2 separate regions of the Homo sapiens genome follow, and region 1 is linked to region 2. Evidence: read pairs that join two places in POLR2A ChIA-PET (ENCODE). Cell type or tissue: PC-3. All regions are shown on one strand. Links, peaks and the distances in the headings refer to the core of each region. The heading gives the core; the rest is flanking DNA.

What was found. Peaks named below come from ENCODE experiments on the same cell type or tissue, not always from the same donor. Only the 100,000 strongest peaks of a DNase experiment are listed, where the experiment ranks them.
Region 1: POLR2A ChIA-PET joins it to region 2 with 7 read pairs; 2 of 35 experiments call an interaction of 5 or more read pairs at or near these places.

What each region holds. Positions count from the first base shown.
Region 1 is chr2:229,792,113-229,798,720 of GRCh38, reverse strand. TRIP12 (thyroid hormone receptor interactor 12) reads left to right here. Exons shown (of 42, transcript NM_001348323.3): 24 at 890-1,031; 25 at 1,939-2,130; 26 at 3,391-3,542; 27 at 5,576-5,748; 28 at 6,495-6,568. Among named protein-coding and RNA genes, the nearest start is that of DNER, 81 kb to the right of the region's middle. In PC-3, for the core only: no CTCF peak of the experiment used is centred there; no DNase peak of the experiment used is centred there; H3K27ac peaks cover 595 bases.
Region 2 is chr2:229,644,806-229,656,889 of GRCh38, reverse strand. The region is part of intron 1 of DNER (delta/notch like EGF repeat containing); the gene reads left to right. Among named protein-coding and RNA genes, the nearest start is that of DNER, 64 kb to the left of the region's middle. In PC-3, for the core only: no CTCF peak of the experiment used is centred there; no DNase peak of the experiment used is centred there; H3K27me3 peaks cover 1,451 bases.

The DNA of each region.
Region 1 (6,608 bases), core at 806-5,805, 140 kb before region 2:
GTTTATGAACCCTGCATCTGGCTTTGTCCTAAGTTCCAGTCATGTGCTTTGAAACTCCTTCCAGCATACCTAGCTGAAAGTCTTATACGTTCAAAACCACATTGTATTCCTTGGGGAACCTCTTCCTCAGTTTTGTTCCAGACAAGGAAAAGCTGACATTTTCTGTCCACATTCTTCACATCTTTTATGATAAAATTTCTCTACCCATTACAATGGAACTTCAGGATTTTAGGGGAGAGCCTTTTTTTTTTTTTTTAAGTCCTTGGGACTTGTTTTATTTTTGGGTTCTGCATGTAGCATACCAACATGATTACTTCCCTCTGCAGATAAGAAATTTTAAAAGACCAAATGTCATTGAGAAAATAAACATGCTCTCTTTGGTTTTGTTGGTTGTTTTTCTTAATTTCAGTGTATAAAAATAATTAAGTGAATGGATTTCTGAAGCCATCAGCATTTGTAATTTAAGCAGCCGGGTCTTATTTGCCATAGCTTATTACATCCTTAATAGGCGCATGTTTCTGGTCTGTAAATCTTTACTTCAGCTCTCCAGGAAACACAAGTTAAGGATAATGCAGATATGTATGTACTTTAGGAAGTAAAGGGAACACTTAGGAAAGTGTTATATTGCAGGGTTCCAAAAAATTATTACACTTTGTTTACAATTCATGTAATGACCTGCAGTGTATTTTAAGTTTTTAAACAGTTCTCCAGGTGGTACATCGTAGCCCATTTTCAAAGTGAAAGTTAATTTGGTTATGGAATCTGGAGTTTTTAAACTGTAAGCATAGACCAGGATGAATTTTAAATGTAGCAGCTATTTGCCTTGATCAGAAGTTATATCCTTTCTACATACACTGGGACTTTAATATCTCCTTTTTGTTTCTTGTAGAGAAAAAATTAAAGGTTGGATTAAGGAGCAGGCACATAAATTTGTAGAACGTTATTTCAGTTCTGAGAATATGGATGGAAGCAACCCTGCATTGAATGTCCTTCAGAGACTTTGTGCTGCAACCGAACAACTCAACCTCCAGGTGCTGTGTCCAGTGCATTTTGCTGGTCTTTTTCAGTCTCTTCCCAGCATCTCCTGCTACTCTTTTCCTTCATGACTCTCTAGCTTCCTATGGATTTAGCTATCCTACATCGACTTTTACCTTATATACACCCTTGGTGCTGGCATTTCTTTTACTTATCCCTTGACTATCAGGATTCATCAGTCTGTATTAAATGTACTAGAAACCTCATCTTTGACTTTCTTTCCTTCACATCTCATCATTCTTGACAAATGAAGAAACTTCAGAAATGTCCTCACAAGCACATCTGTTTTCTAAGTCATCCTCAACTATAGGTATAGATGATAGGCCTTCCTTAGCCCCTCTCTTCACATGGGGTCTCAGAGTGGCAGGAGAGGCTAGAGGTTTACTAATAAGTGTTTTACGTTTCATCTGGTTCTCAGTTTTTGTTCTTATTTTTATTTTTATTTATTTATTTATTTTGATGTTTTTGATGTACCTTGAGCAGTTTTGGTAGTATGTTTTCCAAGAAATTGTTCATTTTGCTGAGACCTTAAATGTATTAATTTAAAGCCACACCTTGTATTCTTGATTCATCTTTCCATTCTGGTGTTATAGCCCCTTATTCTTCAGTTTTCTGTTCTCATCTTTTAAAATACTCTTTTTTAAAGAAAACTACATTGGTTGAATATGAAGATTTTCTTCTTATGTTATTATGGATTCCTGGTTTTCCTCATGAAATATTTAGTGTGTGTGTGTGTGTGTTTAAAATCATAATTTCCAAGGATTTACTAAGACTGTACCACTCCCCTGCCCTCTTTTTTAAGGGCGTTGAGAATATATTCATTTCCTTTTGAGGATATGTGAGTTGTGTATTTTTTAAGTGCTGCTTAAATCAATATAGAAATACTTTTCCTAACTCTTTCAGGTGGATGGTGGAGCTGAGTGCCTTGTAGAAATCCGTAGCATAGTCTCAGAGTCAGATGTTTCATCATTTGAAATCCAACATAGTGGATTTGTGAAGCAGCTGTTGCTTTATTTGACATCTAAAAGTGAAAAGGATGCTGTGAGCAGAGAGATCAGATTAAAGCGATTTCTTCATGTATTTTTTTCTTCTCCAGTAAGTTATCTAATAATGCCTGTGTATCTTTTAAGAATCAGTGCTCACTAATGCATATATTTTCATCTCAGTAATAATTTCCAGCAGGTCTTGGTCAAGACATTGAGGGAAAACTTCTAGGTTTTCACATAGTTGGAATCCTTCAACTTCTGTATATCAAAGTAAATAGTAAAACAATGAAATGGGGATTTAACAAAGCCCATGTCACTATTTCTATGATTGAAGTATCTTGAGTCTTTTTTGCTTGCAGGATGAGCCATTAATAGTAGTCTCTCACCTGTGAATGTATTTTACTTGCAATATTTGTTTTTAAATGTATTGAAGTTTGTATTAGTTCCTTTTAGTGAAACAGACATCTATAATAAGATAGAGGAGTTATATTTTCTTGTTTTGTACATAAAATACAGTTGTAACAGTTCCAATCAAGGGCGCTTAATGACCATTTATGTCACCGTTTATAATGTGGATTACAAAGCCACAGAGTGGCTCCCCTTCCTTCACTCTTAAGTGGGCCAGAGCAAGAGGGTAATCCTTGGATGCTGTTGACAGCATTCTCCTTGTTTTACAGTGGCTTAAAGAGAAGGCATCACTTGGAAACGTTCCCTATTATCTGTGTAATAGGGCTTAGCATAGCTCTCCTATGTATTAACACTATTTCACCATGCGCTTGCAGTCCTCAGAGGCATTTGAGCATTGCTTGTATTTTAACTTGTGAGTCAACCTAAAGCAAAGTTAGTATTTATTGGAGATTCATTAGAAGCGTGACAGTATTATGTATAGTTTTACAGCATACTTAAGATTATGTGCAATCTCTTTTCTGAAACCCCTGGAGTTTGGTCGGTTTCAAAGGTCCTACAGTGTGTAGTACATTAAAATTCCCAGCAGTTTCTGAATAGCACTGTATATTATATGCATTAAATATTTTTATAGCATAACATGAATATTCTTACTAAAATCAGATAAATAAAGACTGTAAATAGCCTTATGTCTGTTTGGATCAGATTTTGCCACCAAGTGACTTGTGTTTTCAGAGCCTTTGGATGTAGAGATTGTGAATACAGGATTGTGGGCTGTACAAAACAGTTGTCTTTATTGAAATAATTGACGTGGTAACATCGTTCAAACCAAATCTGCCATAAAAGATAAAGATGAATAGACAAATTATTCTCTTTTATAAAGCTGCTTATTAAATCTTCTCTTTGAGGAGACTTTTGTTTTGAAAAGGCTTTGTTTAACCTGTTTGTTTATTTATAACTTTAGCTTCCTGGAGAAGAGCCCATTGGAAGAGTGGAACCAGTGGGTAATGCACCTTTGTTGGCATTAGTTCACAAGATGAACAACTGCCTCAGCCAGATGGAACAATTTCCAGTCAAAGTACATGATTTCCCTAGTGGAAATGGGACAGGAGGCAGGTAAGGACCATTGCCTGGCTATACCCTTGCCACTGGAATTTGGTACTTAATTTCACTGAAGTAAGATGGCAAGAGGTCTGGTAAAGTCTTGATTGGCCCAGAAAACATTCAGCTGTAATGATGAAAGAAATTAAGCACTCTAAAGAATGAATCAAATGCTTTCTTATCTTTAAAATTATACCATATGCCTTAAACAGGATGCTTTATAAATATATAATCCAGTGATTGTATTTGTAACTTGTAATAGGCTTAGTTTTCCTTAAATTGATACACTTCAGCATACAAAACTTCCTTAAGAACTTTATGTTTAACTTCAGTAGGGATAAAAAATTTTTTGTGGCTGTGAGTAATGTTTACATTTTGAGCGATATGATTTATATGTAATATTAGTGGCTATAACTTTGTATTTTGATGGGGTCAAATGTTTGAAGTTTTACTAGTTTAATAAATATATATATTTTTAATGTAGTTTTAAGGACTCTTGAGGTGCTACAGGAAAGAATTGTTCTATGTTGTGGAATGTTACAAGTTTCATGGAATATTTTGACCGGAGGCCTAGAAAATAGGAAATTTGTTTGGTTTTTATTTATTTATTTATTTATTTATTTATTTTGGGACAGAGTCTTACTTTGTTGCCCAAGCCAAATTACACTAGTGTGAACATGGCTCACTGCAGCCTTGACCTCCTGGCTGAAGAGATCTTTCTGCCTCAGCCTGCCACGTAGCTGGGGCCACAGGCATGTGCCACCATGTTCCATTAATTTTTTTATTTTTTGTAGAGACGGGGTCTCACTTTGTTGCCCAGGCTGGTCTCAAACTCTTGGGCCCAAGTGATCCTCCTGCCTTGGCCTCCCAAAGTGCTGGGATTTCTGAGCCACCACACTCAGCCTAGTTTGGTTTTTAAATCCACATTTTGACGTTTTAAAAACATTTAAAAAACTTTGTTTGAATTAAAAACCATATGCATTTTTGAGTGATAAAGCAATCACATCATGGACTAGGGTTTCTTTTCTGCTTTGAAATTTAATGTAGTGTGTGGTATTCAGTTTTGATCGTTATGATTTCCTGGAGGAGTTCATGAAATAAGGGGGCATTTTGACCTGTGCTTGAGAAAATCATGAAGCTTTTTGTGTCCAAATTTATATAAAATATGTTTGCATATGTATATATTCATAAAATGGAATATTCTCCACATCCCTATTTGTGTGCTTTATGTGCAGGAGGGTCCAATCTTTTGGCTTCCCTGGGCTATATTGGAAGATGAATTGTCTTGGGCCACATAAAATACACCAACACTAATGTTAGTTGATGAGCTTAAAAAAAAAAAACACTCATTGTATTTTAAGAAAGTTTACGAATTTATGTTGGCCTATATACAAAGCCATCTGGGCTGCATGTGGCCTGTGGGCCGCAGGTTGGACAAGCTTGCTTTGTGGAATCATACAGATAATCACAGTTTAAGTTTGTATCTGACTCCTGCCAGAGCTTTTCTGAAATGAGCAATTAAACATCATGACCAGGTTTCAACTGCAGTAGCTATTAAACCGCTTCGTTCAAAACTATTATAGCAAGGTAAATTTTAAAGGTTAGTTTTTAATGTAATATTGTAGCTGAAATCTTTGAAATAAAGAGTTTTTTTTTTCTTTTTAAAAAATATAATTCAATAGGAATGGGCAAAATATTGCAGAAGTGAGTGTGCTTAAATAGTTCAGGAATTTTTGTTCCAGAAAAATAATTAAATATTCATGGGTGAAGTATTTCTGCTCCCATGGATTTATGATGGGACAGAGATCAAATATTGACTTAAGGTTTTCATATGCATGCATACACATCCGTCTTTTATTTCTTACGTATAAAAATTTTTTCTAAATAACTTGAATTATTGGCTTTACCATTCACAGAACTGGTAAGTAAATGCTTAGTACTAGTGTGTCTTATGAAAATGCAGTTTGTATTAACTTGCCTTTATTTGAATTAATGTATATTAAATGTGAAAATAATAGACTAACTTTTTTTTCACAAATTATCTTGAGCTTTTCTCTCAACAGAGGATCACAGGCTTTAAAATTTTTCAACACACATCAATTAAAATGCCAGTTACAAAGGCATCCAGACTGTGCAAATGTGAAGCAGTGGAAGGGTGGACCTGTCAAGATTGACCCTCTGGCTTTGGTACAAGCCATCGAGAGATACCTTGTAGTTAGAGGTACTTTCCATATATTTGTTTCGTGTGTTATATATGTATATTTGGGAGAAATTTACATTAAGAGTTACATACATTATTTCTCTGTTTAATGTTGTTTCTGTTAAAAAATAGATGGCAGGAACTTATATTCCTGTCTTTTATTTTCTACTTAGTATATAGTCATACATTGAACTTACTAGGGGTTGACTGCTTCCTTGAATGTTGAGTTAATTTATCTTGGTGAAATGTAGTAGAAATGACATTTTGTGTTTGGCAATTTTCTTAGACCTTTCTGCTTCATAGATCAGAGTGTAATATATACAGGTTGAACATCCCTAACCTGAAAATCTAAAATGCAAAACGCTCCAGAATCTGAAACTTTGATTGTTGCCGTGAACATCGCAAGTGGAAGACTCCACACCTGACAACTTTGCTTTCTGATGGTTCAATGTACATACACTTTGTTTCATGCACAAAATTATTGAAAATACTGTATATCATTACCTTCACGCCATGTATATGAGATATAAATGAATTGCATATTTAGATTTGTATCCCATCCCCAAGGTATCTCATTATGTACATGCAAATATTCCAAATCTGAAAAAATTTGAAATCTAAAACACTTCTGGGCTCAAGCATTTCAGATAAGGGATACTCAACCTATATGTGTTTTCTAAGAATATGTTTAACCAGTGTGTATACAGGATTTTTTTTTTTTTACACCTAAAATCGCTAAGAGTTTAAAAGTCTACTTGGGTCTTCAGGGTATGGAAGAGTAAGAGAAGATGATGAAGACAGCGATGACGATGGATCAGATGAGGAAATAGATGAGTCTCTGGTAAGGTACTATATTCCCACCATGTATAATGTACTATATA
Region 2 (12,084 bases), core at 3,521-8,520:
ATATATACAATTTTAATTTCTTAAGTATGCCTCAACAAGGCCAGAAAAAAAGAGAAAAATCATTGCCTTCATGTTTTTCAGAAAGTAAATGAATTACATTATAGTTTCATAGCTCCAGGACATCAAAATCTCTCAAAAACACATTTGCTGAAATTAAACTCCTCCTGTGAGAATGAATGAGTAAGTGTCTAGGTGTGAGAGTGGAATGAAGCTGATAATTTTAAGTGTTATAAATAGAAGTGTGGCTATCAAGGCAGTGGAGTTATTTTAATTATTGACAAGAAATGTACCGAGAATAACAGGTTCGAGGGGCTAGATGCTGGTTCCCTTGCAGTGAGCTTTTCCCTTCCTCGTCCTCCAATCCCCAGGCTCACATTGTGGTTGGCTGAGCTGGAGCTCAGCCCACGCTTAGTGGTAGGGAATGAATCTCACCATGTGTCTGCCCCTCACCTTGCACTTTTCCAGAGGTGATCCCATTCATTCCCAACAACAGTATGAGGTAGGGACTGTTTTTTGCTGCTCACCTTTTTAGAGATGACCTTGAGGTACAGAGAGGTCAAGAAACATGTCCAAGGCCACACTGTGAGTAATTGTCAGAATCTGGATTCAGCCTAGGTCTCTTCAATCTGAAAGCTTCTGCTTCTGGCCATGTGGATGATACCTGTTTCCCATGAGACTGCAGGTCACATGTGGTAACCACAGGCAAAGGATGGCTTTTCACAATTACTTCATTAATGGCTCAGGTGCCTGTATTAATTTCCTAGGGCTGCAGTAATACATTATCACACGCTGGGTGGCTTAAGACAATGGAAGTGTATTCTCTTACAGTTCTTGAGGCCATAGTCAGGCATCAAGGTGTGGGTGGGGCCAGGCTTCCTCCAGACACTCTAGGGTCTAGAGGAGGATTCTTCTTTGCTGTTTCCAGTTTCTAGTGGTTTCTGGTATTCCTTGGGTTGTGGCAGCTTAACGTGAATGCCTGCCTTCATCTTCATGTGGGTCTTTACACGGCCTTCTTTCCTGTGTTGCTGTGTCTGTTTCCCACCCACCCCTTCTCTTCTCTTCCTTTCCCTTCCTTTCTCTTCTTCCCTTCTTAGGACTTGCCATTGCATTTAGGACCCACCCAATCCAGGATGATTTCCTCTGCAAATCCTTAATTTAGTCACATCTGCAAAGACCCCCTTTTCCCAACAGGGTCACAATGCATGGGTTTTGGGGGTTAGGACATGGACATGACATTTTGTGGGGGTGGTCACCGTTCAGTCTACTCTTAATACATCTCTTAGTTTCTTTTATGTATTCCAAATTCAACCAAGTTCTTTTTAAATGAAGGACCAAAAGCCATTCACTAAATGATCGATTTAGTGAATTTAGACCTTCTGAACTGTCGTATTTGCCTCTGCACTCCTGGATCTTAGGCTTGTGAAAACCTGGTGAAATCTCCTCTCTTTTCCTGAGTCTGATGGTATTTAAATCGCATCCTCTCTCACCCCTAACACTCCAGGAGGTTTTTAAAAGATGCTTTTCTGGTCTTAGTTATCATTTCTTACATTTTGTTTTCTTTTTTTACCAGTCCCTCTTTTGAATTCATTCCTTCTGCTTTCTTTATTTTTTAACTTAAAAATTATTTTTGTTATATATTTGTATATTTTATTTCATTTCTTTTGGTGGTCGTTCTTGATTGCACCTGGCCTAATATGTAAAGATATCATGCAGCTTTGAGGGGTGTTGGTGGTGGTGATGATGGGCCCACCATACATTTCACTGAGTACCACGGCCTTATGTGGAAATGTACTGGGATTTGGGAATGTTTTAAAAACTAGGTTAGTAAATTGTTCATTCTATTAGATTCATCTCAGTACCGATGAATTTTTTTTAAAACATCTGAAAGATGTTTTAACAATTGTCAGAAGCTATTTTAATGATGCTTCTGGTATTTCTTTATGTAGTTTTTTTCTTGTAGAGTTTAAGACTATAAAACCAACACTTCTAGTTGGGTCACCATTGACCTTTTGACTGATGAAAAGTAACATGTCAGTGTGCTCATTAATGAGCATATCATTAATGTGCTCAATAAAAGTGTATGGGCTGAATTTCAGGTGGCTTGTGAGGACATTCTGATTTGGCCAGGAAAATTTGAAATGTGTGAATCTGATTATAGCGTCTGTAGCTAAGAACCTCTTCATCTTGTTGTTTCAGGGCTCTGACCCCAAATTGAGACTTGTGTGACACATAAGCATAGGCAGTGCCCGAAGGCCAGAGAGTTGGAATTCGGGACCTTCTCTGGAAAGGGCTTGGCTGCCACAAGCATAGATAACAAGGCAGACAAAACATAACCTCTGGGATGGGATTTCAAACATTACTATTTTTCCCTTTAGGTATTATTATTATCTTTGTAATAAATTCATATTGAAATAAGACAAAATCTTTACCACATACTTTCCCTGAATCTCTCCCTAAAATATGGATTTAAGACAACTTTGCTGGACATTTGGGTTGGTTCCAAGTCTTTGCTATTGTGAATAGTGCCGCAATAAACATACCTGTGCATGTGTCTTTATAGCAGCATGATTTATAATCCTTTCAGTATATACCCAGTAATGGGATGGCTGGGTCAAATGGTATTTCTAGTTCTAGATCCTATTCTGAGCAAACTATCGCAAGGACAGAAAATCAAACACCATATGTTCTCACTCATAGGTGGGAACTGAACAATGAGAACACTTGGACACAGGGTGGGGAACATCACACACCGGGGCATGTGGTGGGGTGGGGGGAGTGGGGGATAGCATTAGGGAGATATACCTAATGTAAATGATAAGTTAATGGGTGCAGCACACCAACATGGCACATGTACACATATGTAACAAACCTGCACGTTGTGCATATGTACCACAGAACTTAAAGTATAATAATAATAATAATAATGAAAAAGACAACCTTGCTGAACGTCCTCATGACTTTTGTATTTTTCTTTGGCATTTTGCAGCATGGTTAATCTTACACCAAGGAATTTCAACCATTAGCCTGTACTAAGCCCCATATTTTCCCCTATGTTGGGTATTTCCTTTTAGGGTAATCAGATGGCCTAAGGCTTACAAAGCACATGTGTTACATGAATGTGAGGCCACAGCAGGGAAAGAAGTCACAGCTGTAGGAGATGGATTCACGGAAACTTAATGGGAGCTGGTTTTACTCCATTGCCTTTAGCTTGGTGATGGAGCATTTACTAGTTAATGTAAAATGAGCCCCAGTTAATATTTTCTCATCAATTTGAACTGCTCAGGCAGGAAAGGAGAAAAAAAAATTGGTGTTGGGCAGGGGGTGCTAGCTGAGGCTTGGTGCATATGTGTTTATAAAAAGAACTCACAGAGCTGAAGATGCTGGCCATCCACTGAGAAGAAAAACTGTAGAGTGAAGAATTTATATGCTTTTAATTTTTATGACAAGTGGCTTGGGGGTGAAAGGCAATGATCTTCTGCTGGGCTTGGGACTGATGGTTCTCAACACTACAAAAACAAAAACCGGAATTTGCTTTCATGGCCAACTCTGGGAGCTGGGAGAGACAATGCCTTTCCTACTGCTCTGCCCAGCAGAGGTGTCAGCCTCGACTCTCCATCTCCAGCAGGACTGGGCAGCAGCTGTCAGCAGCAGAGGCGGCTGCCTCCCAAAGCCAGAAATGGCTGGTGATTTTCTCCCCGAATCTGTAACCCAGGAGCTTCTAAGATACTGTGTGACACATGAAAAGAAAGCTTGGATTTTCAGAGTGCAATGGGGAAGAGTACAGAAGCAAGTGGAAACTGAGCCTCATGGAAATACTCACTGCTGTGCCCACTGAGATGCAGGTCCAAATTAGCATGCTGGCATCAGAGTCCATAGCTCAGAGTACTAACAGCAAATTCCGGGGAGAAGAAAGATTTTGTGTGAGCAATTGAGCTAATCATCCCCGACCCCACTCATTAACATACTACCCATGCCGCCGCCTCTCCATGCTCCCTTTTGCAGGATGTGAACAGCTTTTCACAGCTTCTTTTCCATCTGCTGAAATAAACAATAGCCTTTGTAACCAATGGGAAAAACAGCAGCAGGTGAAGAACTATTTTTAGGCATGCTGAAAGCTTAATGTTGATTCCTGTATTTCCACACCTAAAACACCCAAGATACGAGGCTGAAAAAAATTGATTTTTTGCCTGCTTCTGAGCTCATCAATATCTACTGTCTTCCACATTGCTGCTTCCTGCCTGACACTTTCTTCTGTCTCTAGGGTGGACACTGGGGGAGAGCAGTCAGGTTGCCTCCCTTTGTGGTATCTCTTTCAGCTCACCTGATGGCATTTTATAACAGTTACTGCTCTTCTTTTCTTCCACCTCTCTCTTTAACATCATATTGATGGGATTGGGACCATTTGCTTATGTATTTTGATGTGCACGTGGTCCATGGTTCATGTCCTTTCTATGATGCTCTGATAGATGCACCTAGTGTGCTTACCCTATCTTACTGACAACTTAAGTGTTAGTTGGTCTTACACATTATCTCATTTATTTTGCAGAATAAATCTGTCAGGTGGGGATCTCATTCACTTTACAAAGGAAGAATGAGAACGAGAATGAGGTCTCGGAGAGTTGAGGAGTCTGCGTGGCCAACCTAGCTAGCCCCAGCAGAACATGAATCTGAACTCAGCTTCTCATTCAAGACCTCACTCTTCCTGCTACCTTTCTTAGTGATTTCATTTCAAACTGTTCTTGACTGCAGGGGGCAGGGCTCCTTTTTTCTTTTGATGTTTCCTCTAGCTCTTTGATTCTATCATTAAGTAAATCTGCTTTGAGTACAGTTTTCCTTTTTTTGAAATGCTACAGTAATGACCAGTAATAGCTAGGATGTCAAATGCCTGCCATTTTTCCTTTTCTAATTGAGACAAATCCACTATGTTCCCCACTGACTTTCTCTCTACCACCGGAGTGCCTTGTTTAATTGCCCCCATGGTTGCTTTAAGGCTATGCTACTGAATCTTAAAAGAGTTGTGGTTGTTGGCCCTAGGGTTGTTCTGACGGATCATGCTAACTTGCATGTTGCTCCTTTGTCTAGACTCTGTTTGATTGCTAGTTGCTTCCTCATGTTCCTTTTTGAAATCCAGGGACTTATTCTGAGATGTCACCTACCAAAGGTCCCCTTGGCTAAATTCATTGTTTGGGAAAAAAAGAATCCTCCATCTGTATTCTGTTCCAATGTGCTGTCTTTTATCCTCACTTGCTCCAGGCTGAGTTATCTAAAACAGACCCTAGGGAGCAGCCCAGGGAGGGACTCAGCTTGAGAATGGATAGAGACCTGGCTGGGTCCTTCGGCACCCTCAGCTCCCAAAGAGCATCTGTCCTGCAATTCTGCTTTCTCTGAGACCCAGGTGATGTCTTGAGAACCTGCAGAGGGCAAAAAAGAGAGTGATTCCAGGGCTTGCCCATGGCCAGAGCTTGGGAGAGGACACGCAAGTGTCCTCTGAGAACCATAGGAAAACATCGACGACTCAGAAGACTTTCCTCCTGTCTACCATATCTGTCCACCAGTCATCTATAAGTGTGTTTATGTCAATTAGAGTTCATCAGTTATTAGCAACAGAAATGGACTCTCATTAATTGAAGCAAGAAAGGAATTAATTGGAAGCGGCAGGGCAGCTTGCTGAAATGAAGATGAAACTGAGCAACCAGCTGCTCAAAGAGGGGATCAGGGAGGCTCTGGGAAGCAGTAACCAGTGAATGGTCCTTTCCTGGGATGCCCTTGGGACACTTCAGCCTTTGTCCTCTCATCACTTGACTCAACTCGAATTAGAGCGAGGCTGAATGGCCTGGCTGTGTCAGGGGCCACCTTTAGGCATGCCTTGATTGATAGTTCCACTAAGCCTCCCAAAGAGAAATGTTGGTGCTCATCCCAGATAAAGGGCAAATGATGGAGAGGCAAGCAAAACTGACATGTGTCCTCTACACAATGGGTTGATCCCAGGCCCCATCCACTCTATAGAAAGCACTTCACAGCTGCCCACCCGATGCGTCCCAGGGCCCTTCAGAACCAGCCATAAAGTGGCCCCTGGAGAGGAAGAGATTCAGAGACCAGACACCATCAGGTGAGGCAAGCACCAGCTTGGAAATGACAATGCACAGTGACTGGGTGACTTTGGGCAGGTAAGTAGAGCCCGTTCTGGCAGGTGAGTGGTACCAGATAATGAAAATACTACGAAAAGGAACCCTGAAAGAAAACCGTGTGTAGGGGCCCTTGGGGTGGTGGTCGTTCATGGAGGGGTGGCAGCAGGTGTGAGGGGCTGAGATTTAGCATCCAAATGCCCATCATGCAAGTGAAAATTTGGTATTGGAAGTCCGGTGTTCTCTCAAGAGGGTCTGACTCTACTGAATTTGTGGGATGAAACCTGCTTTTCAGGAGTAGCCCTAGGCAAGTTTGCCAAATTACGGAAATGTGTTTTCATTTGCAAAACCTTTTCCCTGTCCTTGGTGATGGGTGTCTCCTTAAAGTGTAGAGTACAGTACAGGATACGTTTTTTGTTCTCCCTCCTCTAATATGCCTTCAAAACCTGGGCTCTGATACTTCCTTCACACTGTGGTGTGAGTAAAGGAGAATAGTTTAGTGAGGGAATATGCACATTTTTTTCCACTGGGAGTACAGCCCAAGTGAAGGGTTGAATCTCCAGCTGATGAAATTTCCTTAGTCAGAATGTACGGGACAGTAGGTTTCTTGCGTTTATTTCATGGGATGTAAGTTACACCTGGGAGTTCAGCTAATGATTCTGATACCATTTCTTTTTTTTTTTTTTTTTTTTGACGGAGTCTTGCTCTGTCACCCAGGCTGGAGTGCAGTGGCATGATCTCGGCTCACTGCAAGCTCTGCCTCCTGGGTTCACGCCATTCTCCTGCCTCAGCCTCCTGAGTAGCTGGGACTACAGGTGGCTGCCACCACGCCCGGCTAATTTTTTTGTATTTTCAGTAGAGATGGGGTTTCACCATATTAGCCAGGATGGTCTCGATCTCCTGACCTCGTGATCCGCCCGCCTCAGCCTCCCAAAGTGCTGGGATTACAGGCGTGAGCCACCGCACCCGGGGATGCCATTTCTTAAGAGAAGATGTGAGAAGAGATAGCAGGAGAGGAGTTAAGAATAATTCTCATCCACTGTATATAAAGTCTAATGACCCCAGGTGTTGGAAATTTTCATCATGTTGTAGGTTATAAATACAAAACCCTCCTTGTATCTCAATTGCTATAGTCCTCATATAATTTCAATGTTCTTAGCTAGCATCAGGTGTGATGGAGCCAACTCATACTGGCTTGCAAGAGTTGTGCGCATCTTGGCGTTCAGTGACATCGTATTGGTAGCTGAGAACTGGTGGGACTATTTATAATATAGAAATTGGAAACCCTATAAATCAGGATTTTTTTCCCCCTAGAGTTGGTTGTTAAACATTTATCTGCATATCACTGGATGTAATTCATTTCAAAGTAACAGGGTTACATAGCTAATGCTTTCCTTTCTATGGAGGACAACATATTTTAATATGCAGTACTGATGAGCGTATAAATGTATAGTTAAAATTTCCAAAGCATCTTTGCAGTCAATCTTTGGTATTAGCTTATTTACCTTAAAGAAAGGGGAAAGAAAAAGAAAAGGAATAGAAAGGAAAGTGCAGTTTTCTGATTGCAATAGAAATAAATCCTGAATGATGGTGAATTAGAAGAGCCGAGAGTACTCGCCAAGGCCTTTTGAAGCTGCTGCTGTTGTCCAGCCTTTTCTTGCCTCCTCCTCTCTCCTCGTCTCTGTTACTGGAAAGAACTACAAGGGTCAGTGACCTGTTAAATGTAGTGACTTCAGGACAGCATATGCTTCATTCATGGATTTTGGCCTCACTACACAGGTTAGCTGAGGCACGTTATCACTCGGTAGGAAAAAACCTACTGTAATTGCAAGCACATTTTCAATAGAGGAAGAGTTTGCAAATTAACAAAAAAGGTTTGGAACAGTGAATATAGAGGTGATGAGTTATTCTGGGGCAAAGTGTACTATTCAGAGAAATGTCTATTAGCTTTTTGCATTTGAATCAGAGAGAAACAATGTGTCAGGTCATAGATAATCAGAGCACATATGTAGAGGAAGTTTACCGTATAATATCTGTAATAACTTGCTTTTGTTATCATAATGACTTATGCATATGCTGAGAAGTTCCAGTGCAAAACTAAAGATTATTTTTAAAAAGAATTCTTTGGAAAACTAGATATTCTAAAATATCGAAGTCATTTGACATCTCTGGGGTGAAGTAATACAAAGGAAAAGGAGAAATGCAGTAGCTACAGCGACTTTAGACAGCTTCAATTCGGCACTTCCAAGTGGTACAAAAAGCGAACAGTTATTTCAAGCACCCAAAAGCTCTGCAAAGAGAAAGCTCTAAATAGTCAGAATGCAGAACAGCTTAAGTGTTACTCCAGGGATAGTATATGCTTTGAGTTAAATACAAGACAATTAATTTGCACAATGGATAGATGATTCAAAATCATGGAGCTAATTACTTTGAACTTGTAACTTACATAATGTAGTTGCTTTTATTGAGCATCTACTAGGTACCACATACTGCGCTAGACTCCTGGGTTGCAAACATGATCCTGGTACAGTCCCGTATCTAGGTTAATGGGAAAGCAACAGCATCAATAAACAGAAAGAGAAAAAGACAAACATAAGAATGAAGAACTCAGTGCCTCCCCAGTACACTAAAATGACAACACTAAATTTTATGGAGCACTTAATACATTTCTAACTGTGGCTGGCTCCTTTATTTTTTTTCAGTATAAAAAGGCTAATGATAGGCTAATGATATAAAAGTGTATATTCCTATTTCTTTAGTTGTTTTCTCCTTATAAATGTGCATCATGACCTTTGTGGAACGGTTAGAACCTTTAGAGAAATAAAAAGAAAGTAAGTCACTTGTAACCTCCCGAATCACAGATGATTATCTTTAACCATTTCCCTCATAATATTATTCACATGTATATGCAAATATGTCATAGATTTCAAGTATATTTACATATACAATTTTATACTCTGCCTTTTCCCTTAAAATTCTTATGAGGATCTCTGCATGTCATCACATATCATACAAAAATTGCTTTTCAATCATTGACTGACAGTTCGTCATCCAGATATATTGTAATTCATTGAACATTTATTGTGTTGTCACTTCGAAATTGTTTCCAATTTATTGCTAATATAAGTTATAGATATCTTGGATGTGGATATCCACAACTGTCTTTATATAAAAACCTTTGTGCACATTTCTGAATACATCTTTACCATATATTTTCAGGAAAATAATTACTGAATTGAACAATTATGATATTTGTAATAGTTTTTGATATCTATTTCCAGATTGCAGTCTATAAGCATTTCCGGGTTTATGTTCCCACCTGCAATGATGTGAATATTCTCAAAACGTGTGTTCTAATATTAGTGTAATGAATTCAAGTGGGGAAGTTGAGTTCTGAAAATCATGTCAACTGATTAGTTTTCACCCAGGTGAAATAATTTGCCCTTGCTGTCCCCTCGGGCCTGACTTGTTCTTTTCCTAGATTGCTGCTCCCTGGTTACATTTGGCTCTCTCCTCCCACGTCACCTCCTTAGGCCATCCCGGAACCCTCTGACCTCTTCTTACCCTGTATGTATGTATGTATGTATTTATTTATTTTGAGACAGAGTCTTGCTCTGTCGCCCAGGCTGGAGTGCAGTGGTGCAATCTTGGCTCACTGCAACCTCCTCCTCCTGGGTTCAAGCGATTCTCCTGCCTCAGCCTCCCAAGTAGCTGGGACTACGGGCGTGTGCCACCATGCCCAGCTAAGTTTTGCATTTTTAGTAGAGACGGGTTTTCACCATGTTGGCCAGGATGGTCGCGATCTCTTGACCTTGTGATCCACCCACCTTGGCCTCCCAAAGTGCTGGGATTACAGGTGTGAGCCACCATGCCTGGCCACTCTGTTTTATTTTTCTTTTTACTACTAGCATTGCTTGATATTAAATATTTATTATTTGCTTTTCTATTGTCTCTGGCCTCCTGCATGTAAGTTCCATGAGGCAGGGACCTTGTCTGGTTCACCGTGGACCCTGAGGACCTGGCCTAGGCCTGGCACAGAGTGTGCATTCAGTAAGTGGATGTCAGAAGGTTGTGCCAATAACACAAGGTCAAAAATACTTGTAGAGTTTGGTTGCTTTTGCTTTTATATTGTTGATTTTTATTCCTGTGGAGAGCCTGAGTGTAATGTTGTGTAACGAGCATCTGTCAGAAGTTTAGTTCATCCTATTAGTAACTCAGAGATGGCTGGCTCAAGCCTTTTCCTCCATAAGTTCTGTCAACTGCACAACTGCATACACAAGCATAATGTACTTGGTCAGCATCAGCAAAATACAAATGCAAATTTATGGTTGTTTGACTTATCAGTTTTGATGTTTGGGATTCTGCATTAAACAGATACAACATTATATATTTTTGCATTGCAAGCCATCTGTGTTTACAATGCTTTTCCAAATCGTTTTTTGGCGATTTTATTATTTATTACACATTTTTTTCTTGGCAATCCAAGCAATATGCTAGTCTGTGCTTGTTGGGACTTGTTTAGTCATTGCCACTTCTTATAATGACGCCTTAAAATTAGAAGTGGAAAATAATCACACTCGGGACAGGATTACCGGATGCATAACCTCTGGTTTTATTTACTTGGTGCAGCTTTCATAGAAGGCATGGAAAGGAGAGAAATACAGAGAGGGAGCTGCCAAAAGTTAGATTCAGGCAGCAACAGAAAAAAGATTAGAATCCACATTGTCAGGGAATTCATCCACCCCTTGGTCTCCCGGCAAAGTGGCTGAAGGAATAGATTCCCCCAGACAACTTATTTCTGGTTGATTTCCTTGGGGAGAACTAGACCTCTTTTCCCAACTGTGGCTCTCAGGACTGTGTGCATATAGTTGTTTGTGTCTGCTCTGCTTACACTTGACACCTGGGCTCAGGAATGCTCCTGATGGCTTCCTCTGCAGAGTGAGGACTGACAGCTCCTTCATCACGGTTCTCCTCAGTGCCTTGCACAGGACTTGGCACAAGGTCAGGAAATATTTTACTGAGTGGATGAATGAAAGAAGCTCAAAGTAAAACTGTTCCATCAGGCCAGATGACGTTAATTCTCCACCAGCTTTTATACAGGGTGACCATGTTCCTGGTTCATCTCCTTGTAATTATTAATAGCACCCCTTTTGCTCTAAAGGTGACCTGATTTGAAGGATAAATTACAGTCGTCCTACATTTCAGGTACTATTGACAGATTGGTGAACATATTTGCAGTAGCTAAAAGAACGTGCAACTCAGTTTGGGCAAAATGCATGGCCTATTTCTAGGGCTCATAAGAACTTCAGTTGTCCCAGAAGAACAGATTGAGAGGGATCTACAATGTTGTTTAGCATAAGTTTGATCCTGTTCACCTATTAACTATGACTTGCTACGTTAGTAGCAAATATTCTGGACTTCTTGCTTGTTCAATATCCAATACAAAATGCTTTAAAAATTTTCCTGGGCCAGATGCATGTCTACAATCCCAGCACTTTGGAAGGCTGAAGCAGGAGGATCCTTTGAGGCTAGGAGTTTGAGACTAGCCTGAGCAACATAGCAAGACCCAATTTCTTAGAAAAAAATACAAATAAAAAAAATTTAACCGGGTGTGGTGGTGTGTGCCTATAGTCCTAGCTACTCAGGAAGCTTAGGCAGGATGATTGCTTGGGCCCAGGAGATTGATCATGCCACTGTACTCCAGCCTGGGTGAAGGAGTGAGATCCTGTCTCTTAAATTTTTTTTTTTCTACTAAAGGCACTAATGCCATGGCTTCTTCAACTTGGATTCAATGGACTAGTGCCATCCTAAGGGTCTGGATTTAGCTCTATTTGTGTCAACAAACACCCTGCAGATGTCAACAGTTACCGATTACTCATCTTTACTTCATAAAGCAATATTTACAGCTGATGGGTTGTGCAGTGTTGTGATTGAAATACCCATTACAGTTTAAAAATTA